Linked DNA regions of Homo sapiens: region 1 is linked to region 2. The links are chromatin loops, found by intact Hi-C in ENCODE. Cell type or tissue: ascending aorta. All regions are shown on one strand. Links, peaks and the distances in the headings refer to the core of each region. The heading gives the core; the rest is flanking DNA.

Region 1 (11,665 bases), core at 2,324-10,323, 710 kb after region 2:
CATGGGCCCAATGAACCCAAGTCAGAGTTACTACTTTTTGGGCAACTATACCGTGTGGCATGCGGAGCTGGATGCTGGGTAAGTGCTCAGTCCAGTAACCTCGGAAGGCTGCTTTTATTATTCATATCTATGCCAGAGGAGCCCAGGGCTCAGAGTAGATGAGTAACCAGAGCTCAGAAGTGAGAGAGCTGGGACTTGAACCCTCTCACTCCAAACTCCATGGTAATCATCTTGTCAGCTGTCCTGTGGCATTCAGCAAGACAGGTGTTCGTGTCTCTCTTTTGTAGAGAAGAAAACTGAGGTTCAGAGAGGTCAAGTAACCCACACATGCCCACACAGCTTGGGCCTGCTCCTTGCCCAGAACCTGGGTGACTTCTCCTGTAACCCACTCACAGATGCGTGTGCGTGCTAGCGGAGAGTGATTCTTATCTGGGTCCCTTAAAGAGGTGATATTTTTCCGTGGTTGTTGACCTGCTGGCAACCCTTGTCATCTTCAGAGGAGACCCAGAGACTGTGGGCAGGGTGGTGATTCCCCGAGTCAGCCACGGAGGGCAGAGTTCCCTGTGATGGCAAGACAGCAAGCCTGTGTCTCGAGTACACATTTCTCACTATAAAGCAAACAACCCGACTGGCAGAGCACTGTAGGGAAAATGACATCACTGCAGAATTTTAGGGCTAATCATTTAGCTGGATTAGCCCCAAAGTGCTGTGTCTAAAATCAGCATCCCTGCCTCTTTATGTACTCCAGATGAAACACATTAGCAGAAATATGGCAAGGGACACTCACAATACACGGTTCTACACTCTCAGCAGTTTTTGCAAATCTGCAATTAGTCTAAAGGGCCTGGGTAAATTAGGCCTCTTGATAAATGAAGCACCTAGACAGGCCTCAGATTTATTGGATCCCGCTGTCCCGCTGTCCAGAGCCCTTGTCAGCTCCACTGCAGAGCGGGGACTGTACAGGGAAACAAAACAGAGCCAATTCAGGCTCGGAATTGCCCCCAAGTCTTTGAAAAGACTGTGTTTGAGACTGCTGCCTCGGTGGCCTTAAAAGTTTCTGCCAGGAACATAATAGGTGAAATAGGAAGCCATTGCCAGGAAGTTCGCGAGGGGGTAGAAGAGGCCTGTTATACACTCCAGGCAGAAGGAGAGATGGGGGAAGGGTTTTTGTTATAGGCAGGAGGGAGGGGGCCACCGAGAGGCCTGCATGTATCAGCAATTCTTTGCCCCATCCCACCCTGGGCCTCTCCAGCCTCCTCGTGTCAGAGATTAGCAATGGGCACCAACGGGTACCAGTGGGAACCACCAGCCTCTCTCCCAGCACTCCAGGTCTGGGCTCTAGTTGTTAGTTAACACACTCCTTTCCCAAATGCAATTTTCCACATGCTTCAGGTATTAATAATAAATGACCAGGTGGTTTGACTACCCAGAAAGGTTACAGAGATTCTAGAAAAGCACCCTCACCTCCAAAGTTGGGGGGTGGGTGTTTGTAATGCCTTAAAGCAAGCGTCCAGGGGCCAGAAGCCTGTGAGTGGTTGTGGCTTAGGTACAGGGGACATATGGGAAGGGGGTAGTATGGGCCTGTTGTTCTGATTTATGTCTCTGAATCCTGAGAAGCGGTTTGCGGCCACATTGGGGTGACACCTGCTAACTTTGCTGCTGGTGCTGCTGCCGCCGCCGCTGCTGCTGTGAGTGCTGAAGTCAGCTGAACCAGACCAGTAAGGGGCCAGCAGATGCGCAGATGTTTCTTGGGTGGCGAGAGTTATTTTTTGTTAAGTCTATCTTATTTATTTATTTATTTTTGCAACATTTTCTTTCCTGATTACTAAAGTAATTGCTGTTTGGGGATGGTGGGGACATTGTCTGAATTTTTAATTTAAAAAGTAGTAAAGGACAATTTGTAGTAGGGGACAATTTGAAACAGAGGTCCCTGTTTTGTGTGTGTGTGTGTGTGTGTGCATGCGTGTGTGTGTGTGTCTATTTCTTGCTCCCTCCCTATCTCTTTCTGTCTGTATCTTACAATCTTAGGTCCTCTGTCTGTCTTCCTTCTTCTGTATGTATCTCTCTGTTCTCAGTAACCCAGCAGAGCACGTTGTGGCCCTCTGTACCCCCAGCACTGTCCCCACAACTGAGCACTTTGCCACTTAACTCTTGGTGGCTTGGGCGGCTGGGTCCACGGGCTCCTTTGAGGTTAGGAGCACCCCAGGGTGTGAGCTTTCCAAGACCACTTTCTCCCGGAGGCTGCAGGAACGGCCTCACTGCCATGCCGCTTTCAGCTGCTGTGATTCAGTGTCTCTGGTCTGCAGATCAGCTGGGCGATTCTCCCGTCAGCCCACATTGATTTTCCTGTAGATTACATTACCTCCAATCACAAAAGAAATTGTGCTTTCTCTCCTGGAGTGTCAGGGCAAAATGAATAGCAAACATTTTCCTGCAGGCAGCTCAGCTTTTCTGTCAAAGCCCACTTGAGCAGGCAGAGCACCGTCCTTGCTCCCCGAACCCCCAAATCTTTTCTCTCCAACTCAGTGGAAAAGTTTCTGGGATGAGGTGGGACATCAGATGCAACTTGGAACGCACAAGATATCCAATTATGCCTCAGTGAGATCCTTCGGTATCTTAAGACCTTCTAAATTATGGAATTAAGAGGGTTTAGAGGGGGAAAAGAGCGGGTGACACCAGATGTGTTAAGAATTTAGAATGTGCTTCTTCATATATTAAAAAAGACTCTTTGAATATCATCAAAGAGATTGAGCAATTTTTATTCCTTTTAAAAGTACTGATTGGGGTCTCTGGTCTCTGGCTGGTATGTGTGTGTGTGTGAGTGTGTCGGGAGGCTGTATCACAAGGGCCTCTCTTTCTACGCTTGGTTGGTGCCAGGTCCACTTTCTGAAACCCTGGCATGCAGGGCGAGCCTTGCTTGTGTGGGCGGCTTTGGCACGGAGTCCTGGCACGGTGGATGAAGAGAAGCGTCAGCACTTTTCAAACAACTAACTAGCAGCAGAAGGCGGGCGCCAATCTCCAAAGTGGGCTTTGTGGGAGAGAGGTCTGTGTCTGGGCAAACAACCTGCTTGTAGAGGCTGGAAGAGGAAAAGGCCAAAGACACCTGAAAAGTAAGAGAGAATCTTCTCTAGGGACACTGGGGAGCCACATAAACACACGTGCCTGCCCAGTTGAGCATGGGTTTCTGTGTATCCCACGTGTGTGTCATGAGATACTTATAGCAAGAATTTTCATTGATAACTTAGCCAATGTTTATTGAACAACAACCATGGGCCAGACACTGGGTCAATGCTCTACCTATCATTGACCTATCTTTTCACTTGTCATCTAAATTGAATCCTCGCAGTGGGAAAGGCAGTGTCATCCCTGTTGACGTGATCTGGAAACAGTGCGTTAGAGAGTATAGGAGACTTGCCAAGGTATTATGGATTGAATTGTGTCCCTGACCCCAAGAAATGTGTTGAAATCCTAACCTTCCCCACCTGTGAATGTGACGTTATTTGGAAAAAGGGTCTTTGTGGATGATCAAGTTAGGAAGGAGTCATTAGGATGGGTCCTGATCCAATATGACTGGTAGAAAAACCAGGGAGATTTGGACACAGAGGGAAGACCATGTGAAGACTCAGGGAGAAGAGGAAGGACAGCCATCTGTAAGCCAAGGAATGCCAGCGATTTCTAGGAGGGAGGCCTAGACGAGATCCTTCCCCCACAGTCCTCAGAAAGAGCCAACCCTGCCAACAGCCTGATAGCGAACTTTTAGCTTCCAGAACCATGAGACAATATATGTTTGTTGTTGAAGCCACTTAGCCTGTGATACTTTGTATGGGAGCCCCAGGAAGTAACTACACAAGCTCACCCAAACTGTGGGTGGTGGAGCTGGTGTGTATGTGTCCAGGCCCTGCCTGTCCCCGCAGTTATGCAGTGTAGCCTGCACACTGCTGGTTTCCTTGATGAGGGCCCAGCCAGTGCCTGGATGTGCTCCCGTGGGCCTTGGATGTTTAGGAGTTGGTATGTTGGGATGGTTTGGGGGCAGAGGCCAAAGGGAGACTTTATGATGAATCTAGCGTCTTATATATACTTTTGCTTACAGGTCTAGGAATCTGCTAATTTTATCATTTATATAAAGAACCTTAAAATGTGTATATCTTTTGACCTATTGCTAGAAATCTATTAAAATAATGATAAAAATGGTGACATATTTCTGTAGAATTATATATCATAGTACTACTTACGAAACAGGTAGGAACGTTCCACATCCCAGGAATGTATGAAATGCCACATTTCCATATTTTCTAAAGTGAAATGAAATCTGATAGAAGTTGACACTAGCCAAGGGTGGTGAGAAGAACTCTGAATTCCTCTACCCCAGCTGGGTTGGCAGAACCTCTCTAGCCATAGTGTGTGGTGTCAGCCACATAGACAGCCACGTAGCAGTGCCCATCTGAGGTCACCCAGAGCATCGGGCTCAGATAGGGCCATATCTCCACCATAGGTCACAGTTCAAGTCTTATTTCTTTCCCCAGTCTTGGGGAGTCATTTAGCCAGGGAGGAGCCCATCTGTTAAACGTCTGCAGCCCACATCATTCATCCTCTTCCTTGGACGATGTAGTCTATAGGTGTCAAGGGCCTCTGTTTTTGAAACACAAAGCTCTCTCACAAAGTACCATAATCTCCTTTAAATAAGCAAAATAACCTTTCAGAAGTACATTTTCTCTCTCTCTCAGGGGTTATAGCACAGCAGTTGTTGAGAAAGATGTTTCATCTTTCTTTCATGTGACCACAGGAGTCAAAACAAACACAAATAACAAAACAACACAACTTCCAAATAACAAATCCCTAACACAAATAATGGCTACATTTAAATGCCCAATCATTCAGACTCATTACATTGATTATAATCCAAACACATATATTAGACATAGACATTAAATTTTTAGTTAACATTAATAGGAGACAAAGTTCAAGTTGTAATGTAAAGTGAAAAAATAGAACACTATATTATTTTCTATTGCTGCATAACAAATTATTGTAAGTTTAGCCACTTACGGCAACACCCATTTACTATCTCATGGTTCTGTAGGTCCAAAACCCCAGCAGTCTTGTTTGGGTTTTCTGCCCAGGGTCTCATAAGACCAAAATTAAGGTGTTGGCCAGGCTGTGTTCTCATCTAGAGCTGGGGTCTTCTTTCAAGCTCATTCATATTTTTGGTAGGATTGAGTTCCTGTGGTTGCAGGCCCAAGGTCCCTATTTTCCTTGCTGGGTGTCAACTAGGGGTTGCTCTCAGGTTCTGGAGGCTTCTAGCATTCTTTGCCATGTTGGGCTCTCTATCTTCACAGTCACCAAAGGAGACTCTCCCTTGTTTCAAGTCCCTCTCATGCTTCGTATCTGTCTCCAGGAAAAGCCTAATCTCTGTCAAGACTCACCTGAACAGGCCAGACCAACCCAGGATCATCTCCCACCCTTAAAGTCTTGCCATGGAACATAACCAAATCATGAAAGCGATGGCCCATAATAGTCACAGGTCCCACCTGCCCACATTCAAGGGGGAAGGGATTACGTAAAGCCATGTGGATTCCGGGATCATCTTAGAATTCTGTCTAATACAGATACCAGTTGTATATACACAAGATCTCAGCCATGTAATGTTTATGAGCTCAGAGGAACACGTGTATGATATAAACCTCAATATTAATAAGACTTTTTTGTGGGGTAGGATTATGGATGACTTTTATTTTCTTCTTTATACTTTTCTGTATCTTCTAAGCATTTTATAATGAGCACGTTTCATTTATGATCAAGGAAAACACCCACATTATTTAGATAGAGAAATAATTGGGCCTCAAGCTAGGATAGTAACGCATGACTAGTAGGCATTTGCTCTGTAAAATTAAGTGTGTGTAGCTGAATGGTTTGTTCATTCATTTATTCTTTCGTTCATTCATTCACTGGCCCCCTTGGGAAGAAGGTGCAGACAGGTTGCATTCTCCTATAGGACTGCATGCTGATGGGGTCCCTCTGTTCAGAATATCTCTGGAATCGCTTCACACTTTTCAGCAAAAAAAGATTCCAAAAGACAAGTAGTATTTCTATTTGTTATTACTCCTGGGGAAAAAATAGTGAAGGAAAATTACTCAGACTGTTTGAGAAATACTTTGCAATTTCTATTTTCTCACCAGTATCCTAATAGCTTGATAATGTTTAGGTTTTGAAATTTCATATTTTCTTTGTGAGCAGAAAATACCAGCTTCTCATAAATAACTGAAATGAAACAACAGAACTCTTGGCTCAAATTCACTTTTCAGCCTGACGCGTCAGAAGGAGCCCAGTGCAAAAACTCTCTCCCGAAACAGAAGTGTGGCCCAGGGAGACTAGCAACACAAATGATCCGGAAACCCTTAGAGTGGGAACTCCCGCCACGAACAGAGCAGAATTGCTCAAGGATGGGAACATCAGCATGTGGCAAACCATCAGAGGGACATCGACTGGCCATCTCAGGCCACCCTGTGCCAGTAGCAAGTCTAGGGGCTGAAGTCAGGTGAGAGCGTGCAGTAAATGAGGTTGGGCAGAAAAATAGGGCAAGGACGCCCTGTACCAAACGGTGATGTTGGCATGATTTGCCTTTGGGCTTCTTTGTCTCCTCTTCCTTCTTCATTCATTCCCCTTCCCTTCACTGGTGCCCACTCCTGCCCTGGTGCCGGCTTCCATCTCCCACCCACTTTCAGTTAATGAAGATCATTCAGGGTTGTTTTTTTTTTTTTTTTTTAATGCGGATACACTCAGGAGTATTTGCATTTTAATAAGGGATTGTAAAAGGTGAAAAAGCCTTGACGATAGCAAAGAATAGTTTGCTAATAGTGGAAGGACCAGTAAGGAGGTTATTTTTGCTTGGGGGCCCTGCCCAATGCCCCCAAAGTCATCTTCCAAATACTGTTTTTTGTACAGTGTTGACCTGGCTCAGGAATGGGCTGCAGGGATTCTATTCTGTCAGCATTAAATGGGTGTCGACAGCTGGAAGAAAGGCATCAAAATATATAGGAAACAGCATTCTTGAAACGAGAACTAAAATATCTGCTGTGTGTCTTCCACACCGTGTCATGGGGAGAATCAAATGAGGTCATGTATGTGACAGAGTCTCCTAAGAGACTCAGAAATGAACACATGCAGAGTAGTATCAGGATACGTGGCTTATGTGGTTGTCCCCAGCACAGTCAGAGAACAAAAGCCTGGGCACAAAGATGATCGGGCTTTTGACACGGTTGCCTGCCTTAGAAACTGACACTATTTCGTTAGGCCTTTTCTGCAGGTAGTCATTATATGTAAATGTCATGAGCGAATGAATCCACTGAGATATAAAGGAGCATTCGCCCCTTGAGAGTTGTTCTGGGTTCCAGAGACTCACCTCATACTATGCCTCAGTTTCTCATTTGGTAGACCTGAAGATGAAAATAAGTATTGGTCTTCCCTCAGCAGAAATAGGAAAAGTGAATGGGCAGCTGGGGTGAAGCTCTTTGAGGCCTCCGTGAAGAAGGGGGAAGAAGCTCTTCTTCCCAAGACGGGTTGTATTTGGGCAAAGGTGAAATCATGTTGGTTTTAGTTTTTTTTCAACTTATCAATTATTTTCTAAATATAAACTTACAAACTATGAAGCATGAGAAGTAAATGGAGAGCCATGAAACTTCCACCCAGTTAACGATAAATAACATCATCACCCTCCACTCCATCCAGGGTCTCTTCCTCACGCTGGGCCCTTCCCTTCCCATCACCTGAATACATGGCAAGGAACCACTATCTGAATGGTGCTTTTATTTTTTAAAACAATATTCTTTATTCCTATTTTGTATCACAGTTTGACCACATATCCACTAACCATATATCACTTAGTCCTGCTTATCTTTTAAACTCCATATAAATGCCATCACCAGGTATGTATTCTTTTGGGACTTGCTGTTTTTAGCCAACGTTATGTGTTTGTGATTTGACAGTTTCTATGCCTCTAGGTTTGGTTCATTCATTCTCATTCCATTGTATTCCATTTATGAATATACCAGAAATCAATCGTCTCTTCTCTTCTTGATAGCACAGCTTTAGTCTTTGCATTTATTTTAAACATGCTTTCACTGTAGGATTTAGGGTGCTTGTCTTAGTTCAGGCTGCTGTAACAAAATACCAAAGATATAATCTTTGGTTTATATCACAGAAACATATTTCTCACAGTTTTGGAGGCTGCAGGTCTGAGAAGGGGGTGTCGGCATGGCCGAGTTCTGGTGAGGGCCCTCTTCCACTTGCAGACTGCTGACTTCTCAGTGTGTCCTCACATGGCAGAAAGGGGGTGAGTGAACTCGTGGGCTCCCTTTTCTGAGGGCATTAATCCTACTCACGAGGGCTCCCTGCTCAGACCTAATCACCTCCCGAAGGCCCCACCTGCTAATGCCATCATGTTGGGGGTTAGAATTTCAGCATATGAATTTCAAGGGCAGAAACATTCAGTCCATTACAGTAGTGTTTATTCCCGTAGAGGTAAAGCCAAGGTGTGGTTAAACAGGACTAGGTGACTGGGCAAAGGAAGTAAGAAACTAACATTTTTTTTTTTTTTTTTGAGGCGGAGTCTCGCTCTGTCGCCCAGGCTAGAGTGCAGTAGAGGGACCTTGGCTCAGTGTAACCTCTGCCTCCCGGCTTCAAGAGATTGTCCTGCCTTAGCCTTCTGAGTAACTGGGATTATAGGCATGCACCACCACGCCCGGCTAGTTTTTGTTGTTGGTGGTGGTGGTGGTGGTGGTATTTTAATTAATAGTATAGAGATGGAGTTTCACCATTTTGGCCAGGCTGGTCTCAAACTCCTGACCTCAGGTGATCTGCCTGCTTCGGCCTCCCAAAGTGCTCAGATTACAGGCATGAGCCACTGCGTGTCCTGCCAGAAAGTAACATTTTGAAGGTAAACCAGGCCCTAGCCCCCAACTCTCCTAATGGTCTTCCTTGTACATGTTATCTCACCATTCTCAGAAACACTTTCTCAGTAAAGTAAAGAAGTTGAGTTAGATAAGCTTCAGATTCTCTTCTAAGGCAACTTCCTAATTCAATAAGTTGTTCACTCACTGAACACATAATCTGCTATTTGCCTCCATTACTAGATTCAGTAGAAAACAAAACAGGCACGTCACAGAATTTCAGACCACGGAAGATGTCAGAGAAAAAAGGAGTAGGCCGCTAAAAAGTTTTTTGTTTTTGCTATTGTTGTCTGGTTTGTTTTAAAATTAGAAACTGTAAGTACTATTGTAGAAACACCCATGGGGTGAGGATACAGAGCTCTGGATGGATCTATTTTAGGTAGAATGGTCGGGAAAGGCCTCCCAGAGAATGAATACCTAAGCTTGAGAGGCACCAGCCACACATGGTCAGGAGGAAGACGATTCCAGTCTCAGAGAACTGCCTGGGCAAAACCTCTGGGTAGAACAAGAGCTTCATATGTTCTAGAACTTGGGGGAATTATGTGAGAGGGAAGCATGCCTCCAGGTGAGCCCTGACACTTCAGGGAGGCGCTCTGTGGACCATCGAAAGGATTTGAGTTTTATCCTTTGTGCAAGTGGAAGGCGTTAAAGAATTTTTCAGTAGAGAGTGACATGATCAGATCTGTGTTTTTTAAAGATTACTGCGACTGTTGTGAAGAGAATGGGTAGGAGGGGGCTAAAGCGAAAACTGCAACTGTCGGGCCTCACGGGAGGTGACGGGGCTCAGGTTGGAGAGGCAGTCATGGAGGTGAGAGGGAGGGGACGGGCTAGGTCCCAAGATGATGTGGAACCAAGAAGGGGCATTGCCGCAATGTATTTTTAATTAGAAACATAATCAACATTGGGGGTAAATGGGGAAATAATCAGATGCAAGCTCACTTCACTAGAGAAGAGAAGGTTCAGAGAAAATGGGGTTGGTCAAGATAAGGAAGTTGGAGGAAGCTGTGATTCTTTAGTAATGGGACACTACAGATCCTCTGCGCATACGCCTCCTTCCCTCCCTCTCTTCCTTCCTCCCTTTCTTCCATCTTCTAACTACCTTGTCTGAAGACTATCTCTAAAACTCTTCTCTGTTTGAAGATAACCTTCTTTACCAGAATGGAGCAGACAAGAGCCACCTCCCCAGTCTTCCAGAGGAGAGGGGACATCCAACCCCCCACCCCACACCCACCTCTACACACACATCCAGGCCCAGGACAGTGTCCTCACCAGCACTGTTCCACCCCTCCCAATCCTTCCTGGCCAGAAAAAGTGCCTGAACCGTTGTGTCAGATCCCAGTCTTGGCACAGGCTTTATATCTCCCTAACAATATACTGCCCATTTAAAGAACCGTAAAACATGACCGAATAGGGAATAGCAGTGGCTGTTTAGTATGCTTTAAAATTCTTTAATTTGCTGTGCCACAATAACTTGCACTTTAATAAAAGCAATCTCTCGTCTTAATAGCTACACAATAAAGAGTTATTTATATGAGTCAGTGTGCAGGCCCGAGCCTTCCAGGTGTGCCCCAGATTTTAAGCACTCTGAGCGATTTGCAGGCTGGCGCTGCCTGATGCAGCCCATGGAAGGCTCCTGACACTGCCATTTTGCAGTGTCACAACTCCAGGGCCACGACCCGCCCCAGGCTCCTGGCCCTGCACAGCCCACTCGGCGCGCTGATTTATTTCGGTATTACGTTTAATTGTTTCCTTCTTGTGGAAGCCTTAACATGCAATGCTTGTAAATCTGACCCAAATCCTCCATATGGCACTCTGGTTTTCCATTTTCAAATGCATTCGCCCTGGAATAATGACTGTGGTATAACTCAATTTGAGTTCTGCTGCTGGGGACTTTATTACATAATGCTTTCTAATTGACCCTCATAGTTTGATAAGACAGAACATTTCACCAGAACATTGACAAAAGTTATTAATTTTCACTTCAGCAGAGACCCATGTCCCAATTAAATCCCCTGATAATGCCTGACTGACTGACCTCATTATGGCTAATGCTTATTAGTCCTGCGGAGAGGATAGCATCACACTCTGTTAAAATGCCTAAATGAGCACATACAACCATCCACTGTGATTACAATTTACATACATGACAAATTTTACTCCCTAATCCTTGTCTGGTGCAATGAATGTGGCATGCTGCTGTCATACCACGGGATCAGCCATTGAGGATTTGGGAGGTGTAAAAATGCTCTGCGAGTGTGCTAAGCTACACCCAGTTAAATTCTATCTGCCTTTCTAGGAAACTATTTCAAGTGTGTGGGCGTCTTTAAACAGGGAGATGACTTCTGCCCTTTCCTTTTTTAATGAGAACAACTAGTACTCATTTGTTTGTTTGTTTTTAGCCGACTTCAAAAAATAGAAAACCCACCAGCAGCAGCAGCAGCAAACAGTGATTTCAGCCTTTCTGCTTGGGTAGCTCATACTCCCTGAAGTGGACTTTTCTTCCCTGAGTTTAGTTATATTTTTTACATCTTTCCTGAGCTTTCATCTTGCAGGGGACAGTGGGTGGGGGCTTGTAGACTCAGCTTCCAGTTGAGGGTATCGTAGATACCACCCCATTTAACCAATGACAGGGCCACTTACTCAAGCTAGTCCCGTATTGTGGCACAAGCTGTTGGAAGGTCAGTTGGAAGAAAAATGTATATTTGCACACGCTGATAAAA
Region 2 (11,665 bases), core at 2,147-10,146:
GGAGTAAAGCAGTGGGAATACGAAATTTAACAACTATTTAATAAAAACACATAAGGTGCAAAGCAACCAAATACCTCGTATACCTTTATTTGGCCACATTCCTCCCATTCCATCTTCCAAATCTGGCAATTGGAAATCTTTTAGGGTAGTATTATGGTCAAAGTGGATGAGCTGAATGAAACACTTCAGAAGAAGGCTATTAAATAGGAGGTGTCCAGAAAAATGAATTCATGTTAGCATATTTTCTACATTAGTACTTTGCCCTTCTGATTTTTCATTTATCTTCATGGTGGTTTCATTGTGTTCTAGAATGTATGTTTGATTTTTTAGTTTCCAAACATTCTTCTTTTAAATAGTTCTAATCTAATAGGATTTTTTCTATTAATTCTCATGTTATGTGAGGCTGCTAGCACGTTTTTAAGTGACCTTTTCCATGGTGTATAGATTGTTTACATTATTGAGGAACAATGATTTAGGATGACAGCTTATTTTCTTCTGAGGTGTATCTTTAAACATCTTCTTAAAAGCACATATCTTAAGCCATGTGCAGTGGTGCAGCTACTTGGGAGGCTGAGGCAGGAGGAGTACTTGAACCCAGGAGTTTGAATCCAGCCTGGGCAATGTTGTGAAACCTCGTCTTAAAAAAAAAAAAAAAAAGCATATACTTCGTTAGAGAAATATGTTAAAATTATGCTCATTTGTACGTCTTTTCCTCTTTAAATTCTATAATGGAATAATGACTCAAAAGTATATACTTTTTTTAGTATCCTATAAATGATTTCCAGAAGTATGACCTCTTATATAACACTAGTTATACATGCAAAAGACACTGTTCACAGAAGAGCTGTTCCAGCTGAGTGTAGAAAGGCAAGCTGGATCATCCAGTGGACAGGTTAGGGAAGGGTATTTCTGATGGATGGAACAGTATTTGCAGAGGAACAATGAAACTACTAGTCACATCTGGGGAACTGCCATGATAGTGTACGGGGTGGGAGCTACATACATGTGTGTATATGTAGAGTGTGTGTGTGTGGGAGGAATGGTGGGGAGCAGGGTCTTTGACAATGAAGTGTAGTAGAGTGAGAAGAAGGAGCTAATAGAAGAGTGTAGACAGATAACAGAAATAAGTGGAAGACCAGGAGGTGGTTAACATTTAAAAAACAACAAAGGAGGGGCTATGGCCAAAGTTCTAGTGTTTGTTTTTTGTTTATCTCTGATACTTCATCTTTATTGCCATTTAGACATTATTTAGTATTGCTTTTTGGACTAATCTATAAAGTCTTGTGGGTTGCATTTGTGTTTGTTTTCTCCTTAATAATCTTGGTACAGCCTTAACCCTTGTGGGTATGTGCACTACCTTCAGTAAACTGAAATAAGTTAAAACCTAGTGTTTCAAACTAAGTGCCATCAATTGAAATCAGTGGCCAATTTCTTGGTTTCAGGGATGCTTGGTTTTCCTCCTGTATGGATAGCCAGTCATTAATTCTGCAATTGTATTGTATTTATTTTTTATTGTAGTGAAATACACATAATATAAAACTTACCACCTTAATCGTTTTTAAGTGTACAGTTCAGTAGTGTTAAGTATATTCACATTGTTGTACAACAAATCTTCAGAACTCTTTTCATCTGGCAAAACCGAAAGTCTATATCCATTAGACAACTCCCTGGTCCCTCTCAGCCTCTGGCAACCAACATTCTTCTTTCTGTCTCTATGAATTTGAGTACTTTAGGAACCTCATGTAAATGGAACCATACAGTATTTGTCTTTTTGTGACTGATTTATCAGGATTCATCCACGTTTTAGGAAGTGTGAGAATTTTCTTCCTTTTTAAGGCTGAATAATATTCCATTGTGTGTGCATTTTGTTTATCCATTCATCTGTCCATGGACACTTGTGCTGCTTCCACCTTTTGGCTATTGCAAATAATGCTGCTATCAACGTGGGTTTACAAATATATCTCTTTGAGTTCCTACTTTCAATTCTTTTGGGTATATACTGGAAGTGGAATTGCTGGATCATATAGTAATTTTCTATTTAATTTCTTTGAGGAATTTCTTCTGTAGAACTGGAACTCTAATATACTGCTATTGGAAACGCAAAATTGTGGAGAACAGTTTGGCGGTTTCCTAAAAAGTTAACACATATCTACCATATGACCCAGCCATTCTGTTCCTAGTTATTTACCCAAGAGATATGAAAACATATGTCCCTACAAATGTTCAGATGAGCTTTATTCATGAGAGCCAAAAACTGGAAAACCCCAGATGTCCATCCATCAACATCTGCATAGACAAGCAAATGGATAAACTGTGGTATAGTCACAGAATAGAGTAACTCAGTTTTATAAAAGAATAAAATATTGATGCATGCTACAACATGGATAAATCATAAAATAATTATGCTGAGGGAAAGAAACCAGATTTTAAATAAGAATACATATGATTATTTTTCTAAAAACTTTTAATAAATGCAACCCAAATGTGTTGGTTAATACTGAGTGTCAACTTGATTGGATTGAAGGATACAAAGCATTGATCCTGGGTGTGTCTGTGAGGGTGTTGCCAAAAGAGATTAACATTTGAGTCAGTGGACTGGGGTAGGCAGATCCACCCTTAAGCTGGTGGGCAAAATCTAATCAGCTGCCAATGAATATAAAACAGGCAGAAAAACATGGACAGAGAGAGAGAAGAGCGTAGCCTCCCAGCCTACATCTTTCTCCCATGCTGGATGTTTCCTGCCCTCAAACATTGGACTCCAAGTTCTTCAGTTTTAGGATTCAGACTGGCTTCCTTGCTCCTCAGCTTGCAGACAGCCTATTGTGGGAACTTGTGATCGTGTAAGTTAATGCACCTTAATAAACTCCCATGTCCTATTAGTTCTGTCCCTCTAGAGAAGCCTGATTAATACACCAGTGCATAGTGACAGAAGGCATATCAATGGATGATGAAGAGGAATGAGGAAGGAAGAGGAAGGGATTACAGTGAGGCATGAGGAAACTTTTGAGGTGTTGTTTATTATCTTGATGTGGTGATAGTGTTACGGGTGTCTACATATATCAAAACAACAAATTTTATACTTTAAGCATGTGTAGTTTATTGCATGTAAGTTGTATCTCGGTAAAGCTGCTAAAAATTTTGTAGTCACAATAAATAACAAACATGAAATTATTAAGCATTAAACTGTACATTATTGAGTTAAAACATTTGGGTAAGTAGGATAAATGTGAATGTCATTTAAAGTCTTCCTGCTTTTGAGAAATCATAACATTAACAATCCCCTTTTATTGGAGTTGGAAAGGAGACGGAGGCTGTGGAACAGAAATGGTATCTAAGTGACTGTCTCCTCAGAGGAAAGGCTGAGAGTAATTAAATCACTTGCCAAAAGTCATCAGCTAATCGGAAAGAAACAAGATTTGAAGCCAGGCTTATCAATGCTGGACAGCACTTATTTGCCCCCCAGATCCACTTTCCATCCTCCTCATGCTGCCTATGCCTTGGGAGGCTGATCTATATGACTGTATCACTGATCTAGGTTTCCCATTAGGTTTGGCCGCTGACGAGCACCAGCAGGATATGAGGAGGAAGGAGAGTGAGGTCAGTGTGTTCATTCTCACCACTTCCTTCTTGGACTCACTTCCAGGCTCACTGAAGTTTGCATCTCAAGTCAGGTGAGCCTCTTCACAGTTATGTCCCTTCAGTTCCAATACCTGGTCCTCCTCACCTTTCCAGGTTAGAGGAGCTCACCTTTGTTAGTAGCCTTGGGATGCGGCACTACCTCTCATGGTTTCCTTCCAACCTGCAAACACCTTTGTAAACAGTCCCTTCATGTTACCTACATGGAGTCTGCCATCTGTTTTCTGTCAGGACGCTGATTTGTACAATAACAACAGAAACCCATCTCTTTCCCACTGCAGTTTGATGAGGAGGCATCATTTTTGCCAAGTGCAAGATCAGTTTTGGTGGCAGAATGTCTATATAGAAAGGTACCAAAAGCTGGTTGGAGAGAAAGGGGTTTAGGGGAGTTATTTTGAAGCTGCATTGCAGAGGAAGCAGAGTGTTTCTCCTTGGATTGAATGCTTGTTGATGGATGTTTGTGGGGGCTTAGTGCCACTACTGGCTAAGAGCCTCTAAAGGCAAACTGGTCCACCAATTTACTCCACTTGATCCCATATCCGAATCTTCACAGCTACAGGCAAGGCCAGTAAGAAAAATAACACTTCTTGCCACTGGTTTGCCATTGAAACTACAACCAACCACTCACCTTTTGATACTTACATAACCTGAAGCCAGTGTACTTCCAGGAAACCATGATACACTTACATATGATACATATTATACACTTGCATAATGATTGGTGATGAATAGCTGTAAAGTCTCCTTTTTCTCTTGAGATAGGCACTAAATCAGTGAAACACTTTTTTCCTGTACCATTCAGTTCTTCTGGAGGTCATCAGTGAAGTCAATTTCCCCCTCTAATTCCACATTCCTTCTACTCACAGAATGTGCCCAATGGCACAGGAAATTCTCAAGGGTTTTTTGGCATTAAGGTGAGTGTAGTTTTCATCAGTGTGTGTGAAAAAGGCCCCGACACAACTCAAAAAGGCCAGGGGATTTCTAAATCTAGCGTTTAGAACTTCACCAAGAAGTATTTGCCCGTGCCAAAAATATACATTGGCAACATGCTTTCCTTCTCCCTCCCTACCACCCCGCATGTTTCCGTGAGTAGAAATGTTTTATTCCTTTCCCCCACTACTCACAGGCTAGCACACTCCACGGCAGAAATGCAGAAAGAGGGCAGGCCCTGAGTTTTTATGACACAGGCCTCCCCAGTATATTCTTCCCCCGACCTTCCACTTTAGGGAACTAATTCAAAGGGAACATGCATTTGGAAATGTAGGCTCATGCTTGTCTGTAAGATTTTTACCACAAGGGAAAGTGTGGTCGCCAACAATGAACTGGCACCCATATATTTTAAGCTCTGCCCTTTCCAGCAGTTCAGCATGTGTCTCACCACAAAGCCAAGCCACATTTAGGTAGCTTGAGCTTAAGGAGAAGAGAGAAGATCAAATACCTTTTGTTCCCAATAGGCTAACTACTCTAAACAGCAACACCCTGGATTGGCATGCTGAGGCACAGTCACAAGCCACAACTGTGGTTCTTAAACTGATGCCAGGAACTGAAAGGAAACACACACACATGCACACGCACCCACACACACACACTCACACTCACAAAGCTCTACTGTGGAGCAGCAGCAGGAGGAGAGGGTGGCTGCAGATGACATATTTGATTCATGTTGTCTTTTATTCACAGTCTAACATATCACTTTAGCTTCTAAGATTTGCCTCATAGGGACTACAGTTTACATGCCCCTGTGTGAGTGTGTATGTGTCCCACTCAAATCTATTGGTCTCTGCAACCGTAATGATCTAGTCTGCAATATTTTTCTAATGTCTCTCTTCTGGTTTTTGTAGAAATGACTTCATTGTTTCATTAGCTGGAAAATCTGGATCTGATCTTTGGAAGAAGGATTTGGAACATAGTGACTGTACCTTTAATGAAAAGATTAACAATGCTTCAGAGCTGAATTGCCCTGGATTTGTTTAGAATAGGCCTTGCGTTTTGCTTTTTTGAGGAGGAACTTACATACCAAGTCTTGTCCTGGATTTATATACCATTCCAATCCCCTCGCCCATGTTCTAAATAAAGGTAGTATGACTATACGTTTGAAATAAGAAATAACTCCAGTGTGCTATGCTTTGTTTATAAAAATGAATGCTAGACATTTTCCTGGATCTTTGTGAGAAATGACATCCTATACTGATGCCCTCTCTGTAATCACAATACTAACCACTTCCAGCCCCTCGTATTGTGTTGCAGCATTTTGATGATGTTTAGCTTTACACTTATTCAAGAACCATGTCCCGCTTGATTATCCTTTTTCCTGCATTGCTGGCGGAGCACATGCCATCCTAGTCTCCGCAGAATTACACACACTTCCACTGATTTTGCTGGCTGAGCATTGGGGATGCAGATTGGCCAGGCATCCTCAGTCGGTCCTTTTCCTAATTTGGTACTACTGTCAGCCTGTCCCTGGCAACACCATGACACCCCACTCACTCCTTGGGTTGCTCACCAGGGGAGGGGACATGTGTGACCCAGTCTTGTTGCTGAGGAAATGAAGCACATTCATTTACGCTGCTGCTGCTCACAGCCGAAAAAGGCCAAGACAAACAGTGACACAGCACACTGAACTCTGCTGAAACGTCCAGACTTTCTCCCAGTCTGGGACTCCTGCCCTGTGAGTCCTAAATGTATAAGGGTGGTTTTCTCCCTCCCTTTTTCCTTCATTCTCCTTCCACTCCCAAATTTGCCAGTCATCAATACCAGCACTCCAGAAGGAAGATATTTTTAATCATGAGATTTAAAGATTGCACACTGCTCCGAGGACTCCCCACCCCTGCCCCCACCCCATCCTTCCTCCCAGTCAGGGAAGGAGAGAAGAGGGTAAGCTCCAGGTCCTCCAAACCCTTCAATGAGGGCGGCTCTGCCTTGATCTTTTGATATGTTAAGGCTCCTTAAAAGAGTTCCTTTGTCAGATGATTCTGTAATTAAAAAAAAAAAAAAAAAAAATGTTGGCCAGGCATGGTGGCTCACGCCTGTAATCCCAGCACTCTGGGAGGCCGAGGCAGGCAGATCACGAGGTCAGGAGATCGAGACTGTCCTGGTTAACACGGTGAAACCCCATCTCTACTAAAAATACAAAAAATTAGCCAGGCGTGGTGGCAGGTGCCTGTAGTCTCAGCTACTCTGGAGGCTGAGGCAGGAGAATGGCGTGAACCCGGGAGGCGGAGCTTGCAGTGAGTCGAGATCATGCCACCGCACTCCAGCCTGGGCAACAGGGTGGGACTACATCTCAAAAAAAAAAAAAAAAAAAAAAAAAAGGCGGGGAACCACTCAGGTTGGAGAAGGGAGTGATCCTAAGATCCCAGTCAGTTGGACCAGGACCTGTAAGTATCCACCTCCTCAGCCTCAGGATTTTCCCACCACACTCCCTTCTCCTCTGGAGAAAATGGATCAATCAAATGCTACATTGATCAGTAGCTATACCACAGAAAGCCACAACCACCCTCCCACCCTATGCTTTATAACAACCCTGGCCATGCCTAGGAAAGGTGCCCAGTGGAGCCCTTGTCCTCATCCTTGTGGGGAGCAACAGGCTATGGCAGCCAGTTCCCACCTCCAGATATCTGGCCCTGGATTACCAGACAAGAGGTACTTAAAGCTAAACATGCTTGGAATTGGGCAGCACTAGTAGCTAAGGGTCTGTGAATGTGCTCGTAGATCCCCTGATTAAATCCCCGCACACACACACACACCCCAACACTTGCTGAAAGAGGAAACCTCTTCGGGCCCCATCCTTCTCTAAGACAGAGTCTAAAGAAGAGGGTTTCATCACTGCCACTCCTCCTAGGAGAGCCAGCCTGGCTGGAATTTGCTTCCTCTTCTCCCTCTGTCCCTTTGCATCCCTGCCCTTCCTTCCTCCCAGGCTAGGAATTCCTGGTCTCCTACATTGGCACAGCTTCCAGCTACCCTTTCTGCCACGTACAGGAGGAAAGAGTTTTTTCCGCTCACTCATAAATATTCACTGAATGCCTTGTTGCCGTCTCACGTCCCTTCCCAGGTGAAAACCATACCTCTGAAAATGATTAAGGTCATCATTTGCCTCAGAAGCAGCCTGGGCTTCCCCTACTCAGGGTCTAGCAGGCCTCTGTTCAGCAGAAAGCGCTGGCCTGTCTGGGAATTAGAAAGATCTCGCTTCCTGACTGGGACACAGCCCAGAAGAGTCCATCAGGCTCCCTTCCATGCCTCTGAGATTAATTCCAGAGGGAAGCCTGGAAACACAGAACAATCCCATCAAGACTTACCTGCTACCCTCTGACCAAGGGGACCAGGGAAAATAATTTCCCAAAGGAGAACACAGAACTTTTTTCCTTACTCTATTCTCAAGCTTGAAATCCCAGAGAAGCAAAACAAAATATAGCAGAAGGTCAGTCTGAAAAGTGAATCCCAGATTCCAAAGTCAAATCCTCTTCACCTGAAGTCTCAGGGAGACCTTTTGCATCCAAAATTAGGGGATAAGGGGAGGGTGTGGCCTTCAGACTGGCCCTAAGAAAAGGTCTTACTGCAGGCTTCTTGCAGGCAAAGTTAGGAGGCATTCTGAGGCAACCATCTTTTGTTTTGTGGAGGAAACGTACTCTGCCTAACTTACCTGGAAGAGGAGCCTATTAGTCCATTCTCATGCTGCTATGAAGAAATACCTGAGACGGGGTGATTTATAAAGAAAACAAGTTTAATTGACTCACAGTTCGCATGGCTGGGGAGGCCTCAGGAACTAACAATCATGGCAGAAGGCACCTCTTCGCAGGACAGCAGGAGAAAGAATGAGTGCCAGCAGGGGAAATGCCAGACGCTTATTAAACCATCAGATCTCGTGAGACTCACTCACTATCACGAGAACAGCATGGGGGAAACGCCCCCATGATCCGATTACCTCCACCTGGTTCTGCCCTTGACACACACAGGGATTATGGGGACTACAATTCCAGATGAGATTTTGGGTGGGAACACAGCCAGACCATATCAAGGAGTTAAAGTGAGGCTTTTGCCTTTGGGTCACGTGTGGCACCTGGTTTCTTATGGAAGTCATTGCCCTCCGCATTTGAATGGGGCAGGGGATAAAGCTAGGCTCCAATCACCTCTGTCCTTCGTCTCCCACTTTGGAATCCTGTCTCCTTTCTTCTGTCATAAATAACCTTCTTACCTTAATGCCCTGTGTTAGAGCTGCCCACCCGGAGTGAGAGGTTTACTGCTCCCCTTACTTTCCATTTGGGGATCTTAAGGTGATTCCTCAGATGAAAAATTATTTTCTTTGTGCTTTCGTTTAAACAAAGATGGAGTTTGACGCTCTGCTAATGGCCCCACAAAGTGGCTGGGCGATGATTGGTTTCCTGGCATCTCCGCGCAGGGAAATTTCTAAAAGTGTCCTTCATCCTTCCACAGTCAGGCGGCAGGGACGGGTGGCAGGGCGGGAAGACTGTGGTGTCTCCTCCTGCCATGCACAGCCTCCAGGCAGCCATTCCTTTGTCACCTGTCCTGCCACTGAGTCATCAAAGCGTCACGCTTTTTAAAAGAAAAGTGTATCTCCTAAAGACATTCAATTGATTGTGGCACTTTTGTCTGGTCATTCTTTTCAGGGGCTTGATGCTTTATGTAGTTTCCATTCAAAAGGCTCTTTAGCCTGTCACGGTGTCATAGTGGGCCTGGGGAAAGACATGTGTTTGCATTCGTATGTCAGCTCCTGACACTTGTATTTATTTGTACATATGTATTTTGTTTGTTCAAATAAATGTTTCATCAGACATGGAGTTCAGTAGGGAGACTCGGAGAAGAAGCTGGTACAATTCAAAAGCAAGTGAACTATTTCTCAATAAGACTTGGAATTCCAACTTCTGGTTAATTGTAAATATGATTTGGAGGAAGAAGTAGCACATCAGGGAGCTAAGGTCTGTATTCATCTTTTAATGTTATTGTTATATTATACAGTTTACTGCATAAATAATTGAAATGATAGTAATAACAATTTAGGGACCATTCAACTGTTGTGTGTGCTATATTTCATTGATATTCACTTTTCTGAACCGTGCACAGATCCACAACAATTCTCTGTTTAATGAACATTGAGTGGTAAATTAAAAATAAAAGTTTTTTCAAATGGATAATTTTTTCCTTAACGCATGCTATATGAAAACACTCTTTCTCATTTGTTCATTAAAAAAATCATTCAACAGTCCTAAAAATAAACTTCTTTCATACTGTTTTTATAGTATTTGTTTTAAAACTGCAAATTTAATATGATATCACTAGGAAGAATAAAGAAACCTGAAAAATTCAATGACACTAATTAAACCTGAATGGATATAGATTGTTGTGTTTGTCTAAATGTTTAGCTATATATTTAAAGTATAATTAAAAAATATAAAAACTAAGAATATTAAAGTAATAATTTTTTCAGGTACAAGGGAGAATAGTGGTAAGTGCAGGATTGATATTTTCATGCTCTATGAGGAGAAATTTTTATTTATGCATATCTTATTATTCTTGGTTTAATAATCATTATACTAAAATGAGTTCCTTGAGGATGTGAATACTAACTCATTCATCTTTGTATCTCTAGTCTGTAACAAAGTAGATGCTCAAGAAACATTTATTAAATGACTTCAGCGAATACCAATTTGACTTTTAATATTCATTTCTCCCTACCTCCCTTGCAGAGAAACTGGAAGAGGAGAGAAGGGGCTAGAAATAGTTAAAATTTATCAAAACCTATACCAGGCACACAATATCTGTGATATCATTAAACATTTCCCAAAATGTATAAAATTGCTATCTCTATTCCAATTCTGTGCAAGGTGAAACTGATATTCAGAAAAGGGAAAACTTTTTTTTTGTTTATTTGTTTTTTGAGGTGGAGTTCTCACTCTGTCGCCCAGGTTGGAGTGCAGTGGCACCATCTCAACTCACCGCAACTTCGGCCTCCTGGGTTCAAGCAATTCTCATGCCTCAGCCTCCCCAGTAGCTGGGACTACAGGTGCGCACCATCACACCTGGCTAATTTTTGTATTTTTAGTAGAGACGGGGTTTCACCATGTTGGCCAGGCTGGTCTCGAACTCCTGATCTCAAGCGATCCACCTCCTTCAGCCTCCCAAAATGCTGGAATTACAGGCGTAGCCACCATGCCCAGCTGAAAAGGGAAAACATTATAAAGGAACATACATATAATAGTTGATGAAGCTGAAATTTGAACCCAGTTATATCTAATTCCAAAGTATGTGGGCTTTTTTCCCCACTCATTCACTCATAGATAGAACAAATATTTTTGAACACAGACTATGTACCAGGCACTGTTCTAGACACTGGAAATACTAGTGAACAAAACAAATAGTTTCTGACCTTTTAGAGTTGACATCCTACTGGGGGTAGACAGTAAACAAATTCATAGTGCAACATTTAATCCCTATCTATTTAAAAACTAAAGTCATTTGAGCATCACTGAAATGGAATTAGTTTGTTTTCTAAAATTCAGAAATCAGGAGTTGTAAAAGTAGTGTGGGTAAAGTGGAGTCAACCAAGGGACCAATAGTAGTAGTTGATTTCAGAGGGGTAGAGTCAGATGGTGTAGGGCCTTCGAGCCATTACGCACTTTGTTTGTCTTTCAGGTAAGATGGGAAACAGAGGAGTGATATGCTCTAGCTCACATTTTAAAGATTTTTAAGAATGGGGTAAGGGAACAAGAAAGAAGACCAGCTGGAGGCCCTTCCCTTGTAATAACCCAGGCAAGAGATGGTGCTGGCAGTGTCTACGGTGGCAGCAGGGAAGGTACCAAGAAATGGTTGGATTTTAGACAGGATTTGCTGATGGACAGGTTAGATGAGGGATGCTTTTAGAGTTTGTGCAGTTGTGTCTTCCGGATCAGAATCACGTTATTTTTGCAGTTTCCTCATCTGCAAAATGAGAATGATTTTGAGAATCCATCTTGAGAAAAGCCCTCAGCACCATGCCTAGTACATAGCAAGCATTCAATAAATGTTATTTATTACT

The links. Peaks named below come from ENCODE experiments on the same cell type or tissue, not always from the same donor. Only the 100,000 strongest peaks of a DNase experiment are listed, where the experiment ranks them.
Region 1: a loop joins it to region 2, with 2.2 times the contacts of the local background. A loop is called at or near these places in 2 of 110 quality-filtered maps.

What each region holds. Positions count from the first base shown.
Region 1 is chr9:16,267,676-16,279,340 of GRCh38, reverse strand. LINC03041 (long intergenic non-protein coding RNA 3041) reads left to right here and starts at 3,028. Exons shown (of 4, transcript NR_171034.1): 1 at 3,028-3,110. LOC124902124 (a long non-coding RNA gene) reads right to left here. Exons shown (of 2, transcript XR_007061424.1): 2 at 5,907-6,102. In ascending aorta, for the core only: no CTCF peak of the experiment used is centred there; DNase peaks (open chromatin) are centred at 2,940 and 6,420; H3K27ac peaks cover 1,197 bases.
Region 2 is chr9:16,980,627-16,992,291 of GRCh38, reverse strand. No RefSeq gene overlaps it. Among named protein-coding and RNA genes, the nearest start is that of BNC2, 120 kb to the right of the region's middle. In ascending aorta, for the core only: no CTCF peak of the experiment used is centred there; DNase peaks (open chromatin) are centred at 5,154 and 6,141; H3K27ac peaks cover 4,270 bases.